Regions from separate parts of the Homo sapiens genome. Here regions 2 and 3 are each linked to region 1. A link is a contact called in ENCODE Hi-C or POLR2A ChIA-PET data. All regions are on one chromosome and are shown on one strand. The core of a region is the stretch at or near the end of the contact, and the rest is flanking DNA. Distances in the headings are between cores, read along the strand shown. Region 1 holds the start of PPM1K (protein phosphatase, Mg2+/Mn2+ dependent 1K). Region 2 holds the start of MRPS18C (mitochondrial ribosomal protein S18C). Region 3 holds the start of ABRAXAS1 (abraxas 1, BRCA1 A complex subunit).

Region 1 (2,657 bases), core at 59-2,558:
AGGCACATGCCACCACGCCCGGGTAATTTTTGTATGTTTTGTAGAGCCGAGGTTTCGATGTGTTGCCCAGGCTGGTCTCGAACTCCTGGGCTCAAGCCCGCTTTGGCCTTCCAAAGTGCTGTGATCACAGGCGTGAGCCATTGCTACCGGTCTCATTGCTCTTTTTCATCGTCATTGTAATCTGTCACTTTAGTCGCTCATTCTGAAACCGAAGGACAGCCTCATTCCTCCGCCCTGACGGAAAGAACCGATGAGGCCTTGCTGCACGTTAGCAGTGGGAGGCTCAGAAAAGCCCGTGGAGCTTTTGAGACTGCAAATTCCCTGGCTATTTCCACCTGGAGCCTCTTTGTCACATCCGGTGAATTCCCTCATCTACAGAAAGCGGCTGCTGAAAAAGACATCACCAGCTACAACGCCTTGAGTACTACAGCGCTCCCTGCGCAAAGTAAAACCCAAGTCTTCGGATCAAAACCAGCCGGGGCTGTGCATCCTTCACGATGCCGGACCTCCTGAAAAGCTCACCTGGGTACAGCTCAGGATCCTGGCCTCGGCTCGCTGGCCCTGACAGGCGGGTGGTCAGGGTGACACACGGTGGGAAGAACACACGCCCGCCTGCCTGCGAAGCCTCGCAAATAGCTGGGCTCCCTCGGCACCTTCTGCCGCCAGGTCTCCGCCTCCCAACCTCCCTCTGGGCGTACCGAGCCCGTTGTCGCCACGTTTCCCTCGCCCGGGAGGCAACGCGGCACCCACCCCGCAGCATCCTCGCTTCCGGGGCCTCGGGCAAGGGTCTCCAGTCCCAGCCCACCCACCCTGCCCGCCTCGCGCCGCGCTGGCCCTCCAGCCTGCGGCCACATTCAAGGCCGAGCGCAGTCTGGGCTGGAAACCCGCCGCCCGGGGCGCAGGCAGCCCAGCTGGGCCCCGCCTCACCCCGACGAGCTGCTCACGACCTCCAAAGGGAAGAAAGCGACGCTCTGAGAACTCCGAGAGGCCGCCGGCCAAGCGCCGACTCGGGGGGCGGGGGAACGGAAACCGACGTCTCCCCTTCGACCTCCCGGGAAACCCTTCTCCGTTTACTCTCCATTCCGCGACCGCCAATAAAGAACAGCATACATGGTTAGCAGAAATAAATGAATTGCACTCTCTAGGCTCTTACCTCTGGATGGCTACGTCCCTGAAAAATGTTTTAATTAGCTAACGGAGGACGGGGGAGGAGCTTTCTTGGTCGGTAAATAAGAGTGCCTTCTCCGTCGTCTCGGATCTCCGAAGCAAGCAGTCAAAGCGGCCACTGCCTTGCCTGCTGGAAATTCTCGAAAATTTTTCTCCCGCAGTTGACCAGATGGAGAGGGAGAAGTCTGTTCCCGCTGACTGACAGCAGATCCGGCCAGTCCGCACTCGGCGAGACGGCTGGCCGGCCGCCCGGGCCCTCGATCGCAGCCAGTCACAGATGCCGATGGGAACGAGCCTCCCCGCGGCTGCTATTTGACTTCGCAGGCTTCCAGCTGCGCGGCGGAGCGACGTCACCCTGTGCCAGTGGTGGCTCGCGGCGGCGCCCCGCCCTCCCGAGGTTAGCTCCCCAGCCAAAGAGGGGGCGCGCTTGCGCGGTGGGTGGGGCCGCGAGACTTGGTACCTAGCCAGCGGGCGGAGCGCGGAGGGGGTTTCGCTTCGGGCTAAGGGACTGTAGTTGTGACAGCCAGGAAACCGAGAACGGAATGCCAATACTGCTTAGGCTTAGAGTTTGAAAGGCATCTGATTTCACTGCCATGTCTTTGAACAGCAGTGCACAGTGCAGTCTTCTTCGTGGCTGAACAGGTATCTTGTGATCTTTAGGGAATGTCTATTAATTCATTAAACAAGTATTTCTGTGTTTATTGAAGGACGTCTTGTATGCTATACATTTGCTAGGCACTGGGGATACGCCCCTAACACAGCTAGACACGATAGCTGCCCTCATAGAATTTTCAGTCTAACAAAGAAGAGGGAGAAAACCAACAAGTAAGCAAGCACATAGAATAGTAATTAATCATGTCAAGGAAAGAAATAGGCATGGTGTGGACACTGGAGGATAACTTCAGATAAGATTGTTATATGAGAACTTTATAAGATGGCATTTAAACCATCAGTCATTCAGCCATGGAACCAATAAAATGATGAATTGTTTTGGGCAGAGGGGACAGCAGACAAAGGTCTCTCGGTGAGACAGCCCGGCGTTTTGGAAGAACAGAAAGAAAGCCAAAGTGTCTCCAGCATATTGAGGGAGGGAAAGAACAGCATGATGTGAGAGAGATGAGGCAGACAGGGGCTTGGAGTTGGCATTACATTTTAAATTTAATGGGCTTCTATTGAGGCATTCGAAAAAAAGAAGTGAAAGGGTCTGGGTTTAGACTTTACATCACTTTGGTTAGTGTGCAAAGAACAGTTAAAATAAGCTATTGGGAAACTGATTAGGAGATGATGACAGATGAAATTTAAGGTGGAAGATGACTTTGATTAAACTATGACAATATCACTGAAGGGAGAGAAGAGCAGAGAGATTAGAGATTTTAAAGATAAATAATTAACTTGATTTGGCATTTTAGTTATTCTAGGCCAGGGACAACTGTTTTGAATCCAGTGCATTTAATAACCAGGTTAGAGAGTGACTCTCATATTGACGGCTC
Region 2 (2,657 bases), core at 65-2,564, 4.8 Mb before region 1:
GCTGTACTAAAACAGCAGGAAGACTGGTAGACGTCTACTGAAATGTCAGCGCATTCGAAGTTTCTGATAACTGCAGCGCTTCCCTCCCAGACTACAATCTACAGTGACTGGCCTCTAACAGAAACATGGTTGTACCACTAGACACTCCAAGGAGTTCCTAGGAATTTGGAATTGAGACTGAGAAACTGAATACTGACTTGGAGTGGTCTGCTACACAGAAGACACACAAACCTGGAGGCAGCAATATAGTAAAGTGATTAAGACAACAGGATTTGGAGCAAGAACTGTACTATCTCAACTTTTCAGGGCCTGATTACTGTCGTAAAATCTAGATAATATAACTAGCTTAACATAACGGGTCTTCAATAAACAGCAGATTTTATTTGTACAGTAGGAGCTGCAGTTATCTGGAAGCCTAGATTTGTGTCTCAGTCATGCCACTTAACTGCTGCGTGCACAACTTTTATGTCTCGGGGTTTACATTTCATATTTATATAGAAATGTAAATAACAAGGCAATCAATACCTCCTAAGTGCCGATTAACAGTGGTAACGAAGACGAGAGAAGTAAACGAAGGCGATAAAACTGGTCAACTCTTTGCATCTGGGAAGGATGCCAAAAGTTTGCAGTTTCAAGTTCCAAGTCCTCCGTACCTGGTCTCCCACCCCTCTGTCAGTGGGCATGTGACGTAGGAGGTCCGGGTTTGTATCACCACCTCCAAGGACGAGACATTCCGGGGAATCTGAGAGTAGAAGGGGCTGTACCTCAACCGGCAGTACGCCCGCGGTTTTCCGCCTCCTGTTCTCAGCCACCATTTCCTCCTCCTCTTTCCCCTCATCTCCGGGCACGAGCTCGGCCGCGGTGGGAGCGCCAAAAATACACCCCAAGCTTGGACGGTTCCTTTTGGGGAGAGACACCCGCCGGCGGATGCGGGAACCACATTCATCCATGGCAAGGACCCAGGGCCCTATTCAGACGTCGTTCTCAGTGACCCAGACGCTAAGCCCATATGGAAGGGAGAGTGGGACGCCGGAGCCCGCTTCTACATCCACCTTGGGAAAAGACCCCAAGTTAGCTCTCAGGGCTCGCGGACCGGAAGCACGCATAAACTTCTACCCTGTCCAATCATAAGCCTCACGTGACCTGCCGCGTAGGGAGGGCACGAACAGAAAGGTGCTGCGCATGCGTATTGAAAAACCTCACCTACTCTCGCGGGTCCTCAGCGTTCTCCTGCGGAACCTTTGAACGGGGTACTCGAGCCCACAGGGGAAGAGCAGCGGAAGGGGCCTTTCGGAACGATTTGGAACGAAAGGAAGTGGAAGAAACGCGGAACCATGGCCGCTGTGGTTGCTGTTTGCGGTGGTCTAGGGAGGAAGAAGTTGACACACTTGGTAACGGCTGCTGTCAGCCTTACACATCCCGGGACTCACACGGGTAAAGTCTCCATATCCTATGCTCCATTGTAGCGCTGCAGGCATTAACCTTAGTCCTAATGGTTAGAGTCGTCCCTGTTAGCAAAACGACTCTGGTTTCTAGGCGATTAAGTTTCTCCAAGATGGGTGGGAATCTGTAATTGCCTTTGACTGTTTTAGTGTCGTCTAATCCACTCCTTTAAAGTATTTAAACGTATGAGGAAGTTGGAGTGGTTCTTAAAAAGCAGAGACTTTCCTAAGATCTCTGGATAATCTTAGTGAGGAAGGGACATTTCCAGAGTCGCCCAGCAGCAAATTCCAGATGTCTAAGGTCCCCAAACAGAACAAAATTGCATAATTTTTGCAATTTTATCTTCTCTGTGCTTCTCTATAAATTCTTTCTGGGACGGGTCTGTTACTTTCTTTTTGGTATGACAGTGCCTTTCTGTTGCTTCTCCTATAAGAATTTGCATTAAGAATTTTCTCTAACCATGGAATGAAGGGAAAATAAATGTCAGAAAGAGCAGGTATGGGCGGGAAAATATGTTCTTTTCCCCCTAAGCCCTGGAAAGCACACCCATGTTGAGTCTTACTCTGTCCCAAATATAAAAGTTTTTAACCATTCTGAATATAATACAAAACCTTTCTTTAATATCGTGTCCCTTAATTCATCCTGTCTCCATAAAAACAAAAATCTTTAGCTATTCAGCTAAGAAAAAGAAATGGTTAATTGCTGTTTCTGTTTAATCGCAGTGCTTTGGAGAAGAGGTTGTTCACAACAGGTATCCAGCAATGAGGACCTGGTAAGAATTTTTTTTTCTATTAGTAAGGCCTTTGCAAATATGACCAAAATGTTTTTCTTTTTAAAACGAGATCTGGTATTAGACTCTAACATCTTTTATTTTAGCTACTTGAATAGAGTTCTGCCGTAGGACAAAACAATTTGATAATTACTCTGAGTTCAGAAATGATGATGAATTGATTGTAGTCATGTAGTCAGCTGAGTTTTGAAGTAGGGGAATTCCTAGATTAGAAGCAAAGCTGCTATAATACCATATTTTTCTTCCTAGATCTTAAATTTAAGGATATGTGATTTGGGAATTGTTTTTTTTTTTTTTACATAGCCCTTTGTAAGCAAATGATATGGGAATTTTAAAAGGTAGTTTGGGTGAGCAGAATTTTAGATAACTGAAAAGAGACTGTACAAAGCTTAGCTATAGGTTGGCTATAGTATTAACATGGACT
Region 3 (2,657 bases), core at 101-2,600, 4.8 Mb before region 1:
GAAAAACCACCCTTTAAAGACTTCAGGAAAAAGATCTGAGAAACAGGGGCCTCCCTAGCACTCAGGTACTTCCCAAGGGCTAATCGTTTAAGCTACCGAGGATTTACGGTCCCACTCTATCTACACTACAGGTATTCCAAAATAATTTCCACAGCTACACATATATTTTAAATGGTCATATATTTGTTCTTTATTAGGTATTACTTTGTAAGGTTATCTGAAATTGTATACATAAAACATACCAATTCCAACCTTTATTAGGATTGTGCCAAAGAGCAATTTTGTAATGTTTAGATTTTGTAGAGACCGGGTCTCACTACGTTGTCCCCGATGGTCTCGAACTCGTGGGCTCAGGTGATTCACCCGCCTCGGCTTCCCAAAGGGCTGGAATTACAGGCGTGAGCCACCGCGCCCGACCTATATTAAGGCAATTTTGAGTAAAATAGACGTTATATCTTAAAATGAACTTAGCAGAAATTACTAGGCATTGTTCAGCAGGGTATTCTCCGAACTGTACCACACAGCAGGGAAGTGTATTTCAGATGCTTAGACTTTCTTTCTGCAAGTTACTGAAAGTGCTACAGGACATTAACTACTTCCGAGCTCAACGTTTTACAGCGTTTCTTTAATTTCATAGAACTTTTAGAAAATAGGCAACGTACTTTTAAAAACTGTTTTAACAAATTTAATAACGCAAATAAAAAGATATCTGATATACCAGATTAAGCTGTTCCATCCACTAAGATTTGCCACTGGACGCAACATCTATTTTTATTCCCTTACCATCCTACCATCGCAACAAACACGCACAGACGCTGCTCTGCATGAAAAAGTCCGCCTGGTTTTGCAAACGCCTGTCGGGCGTCGCGAGAAACGGAAAGTTTACCGCAGGCTCCGCAGAGCAGCGGAAAGACGCTCCGTGAACTTTCCATCTTTTCACGCCCAAGTTTCCACAGCTACAGGGGCGCCGAGGAAAGATGGGAGCGTGTGGGACACTTGGGTCGGAAAAGGGAAATAACGGAGGATAGCAGAGGGAGGGCTAATGCTGGAGAAGACTTCGTGGGCACGAGGCACCTCAGGGACCGCTGAGGGGGAGAGAAGGCAGAGCCGCGACCGCAGGGAGGAGGCGCGGCGGCGTCGGGGGAGCGGGCGGGGACCGGAGCAACAGCGGGGAGGCAGGCCGCGCGCAGGGCTCTTCCCAGGCGACGCCGGACCCCGCCCCGTCCCTCGGCTCACCGTGTCCGAGTCCGTGTTGAGGTGCTGGAAAGCGAGTGCGCCGAGCACAAAGCCCGAGAGCACCGCCGACGTACTCTCCCCCTCCATGCTACCGCCGCCTCAGGCTACACAAGAGGACGAGGGCGGGGCGCGCGGAGGCAAGACCCTGTGGTGGCAGCGAGGCGGGGCCCAGCGAGGAGGCGGGGCCTGCGCCGGCGCACGGGCTGCTGCGCGCTCCGCAGAGGGGCGGGGCGAGGGGGCTGAGGGCGGGCGCGGGCGGGTCCCCAGCCGCGCGCTCGGCTCCTCCTTCGCTTCTGCTGCCGGCCTCTCCCGGAAGGCCGCTGCATGTCGGTACCACTGCAGAGGGCTGCGAATTGCTTTTGGTGGCCTGCGCCTGCTGAGCGACCTGTCACAAACATGCAAAGCTATCAAAATGAACACGGTTGACAGGGTCATTTTAAGACAAGCAATGATTACAAGAATAAAAGAGTTGAGTAGCAACATTACGATGCCACAGTGGATATGCCACGGTTTTGGTTTTCAAGCTGCATTTTAGCACCCTTCACTCACTGAAACTTACAGAATACTAATAACCATTTGGGGATTGTCTTTGCTAGAACTCTCTAGCCATGTTCTGTGTCTGTGTGTTTGTGTGTGTGCATGTGTGTGTTCCCTTGCTTTTAGAAAACTTCAGCCTAATTTAAACAATACATGGATATTTAATGTTCTGACAGTTTAATGATAGGCATAATCATAGTAAGCTGGTTCATTTAATGTAAATGGTAAGGTGAGTGGACCAGGGCTTGGCAAATGTATTTTACACACACACACACACACACACACACGTAAAGGTATGTTTCTTAAATGACTGAAAGTAAGCATAATAGCAGACTACTGAATTAGTGTGGCACATTTGTGGGTTTTGTTGTCAAGCAGTTGTCTGTGGCTGCGTAACACACAATACATATGTATATAATTAATGATTATATATTTATTCCCTAGAATTAAGTTTCTTGCCTTCATTTTGTAGGGGTGAAGGGAAAGCTCTGCCCTCTGAAGGTTCACTGGAGTGAACTAACAAAAGAAAAGATGAACAGAAGGAAAAGGGATACGAATTTATTTTATTTTTTATTTTTTTGAGACTGAGTCTCGCTTGGTCACCCAGGCCAGAGTGCAGTGGCACCATCTCAGCTCACTGCAGCCTCCACTTCCCGGGTTCAAGCGATTCTTCTGCCTCAGCCTCCTGAGTAGCTGGGATTACAGGCACGTGCCACCAAGCCCGGCTTATTTATTTATTTTTTTTGTATTTTTATTAGAGACAAGGTTTCACCATGTTGGCCAGGCTGGTTTCGAACTCCTGACCTCGGGTGATCTGCCCCCTTCGGCCTCCCAAAGTGCTGGGATTACAGGCGCTCCCGACTGGCATACAAATTTATTAATGT

What was found. Hi-C counts contacts between places; a loop is a spot of excess contacts on that map. ChIA-PET counts read pairs that join two places held with the same protein, here RNA polymerase II (POLR2A). Pooled maps may share reads with other maps.
Region 2: a loop to region 1 is called in a map of CD8-positive, alpha-beta T cell, with 9 times the contacts of the local background. The contact joins the promoter of MRPS18C here to the promoter of PPM1K in region 1. A Hi-C loop is called at or near these places in 2 of 168 maps with a recorded cell type or tissue (CD8-positive, alpha-beta T cell and naive thymus-derived CD4-positive, alpha-beta T cell) and 7 of 50 pooled maps. POLR2A ChIA-PET finds 5 or more read pairs at or near these places in 1 of 52 experiments (activated CD4-positive, alpha-beta T cell).
Region 3: a map of naive thymus-derived CD4-positive, alpha-beta T cell shows a loop between it and region 1 (7-fold over the local background). The contact joins the promoter of ABRAXAS1 here to the promoter of PPM1K in region 1. A Hi-C loop is called at or near these places in 1 of 168 maps with a recorded cell type or tissue (naive thymus-derived CD4-positive, alpha-beta T cell), 1 of 37 single-sample maps with no recorded cell type and 8 of 50 pooled maps.

What each region holds. Positions count from the first base shown.
Region 1 is chr4:88,283,253-88,285,909 of GRCh38, forward strand. It overlaps PPM1K (protein phosphatase, Mg2+/Mn2+ dependent 1K), which reads right to left and starts at 1,309. Exons shown (of 7, transcript NM_152542.5): 1 at 1,154-1,309. PPM1K-DT (PPM1K divergent transcript) reads left to right here and starts at 1,678. Exons shown (of 5, transcript NR_134238.1): 1 at 1,678-1,809. RefSeq lists enhancers at 1,092-1,151, 1,192-1,281, 1,194-1,717 and a silencer at 1,452-1,671.
Region 2 is chr4:83,454,744-83,457,400 of GRCh38, forward strand. It overlaps MRPS18C (mitochondrial ribosomal protein S18C), which reads left to right and starts at 1,315. Exons shown (of 6, transcript NM_016067.4): 1 at 1,315-1,434; 2 at 2,166-2,215. The coding sequence starts at 1,335. It overlaps HELQ (helicase, POLQ like), which reads right to left and starts at 1,080. Exons shown (of 18, transcript NM_133636.5): 1 at 654-1,080. The coding sequence starts at 950. RefSeq lists enhancers at 328-1,158, 587-636, 977-1,086, 1,073-1,367.
Region 3 is chr4:83,483,750-83,486,406 of GRCh38, forward strand. ABRAXAS1 (abraxas 1, BRCA1 A complex subunit) reads right to left here and starts at 1,351. Exons shown (of 9, transcript NM_139076.3): 1 at 1,237-1,351. The coding sequence starts at 1,323. RefSeq lists a silencer at 1,077-1,566.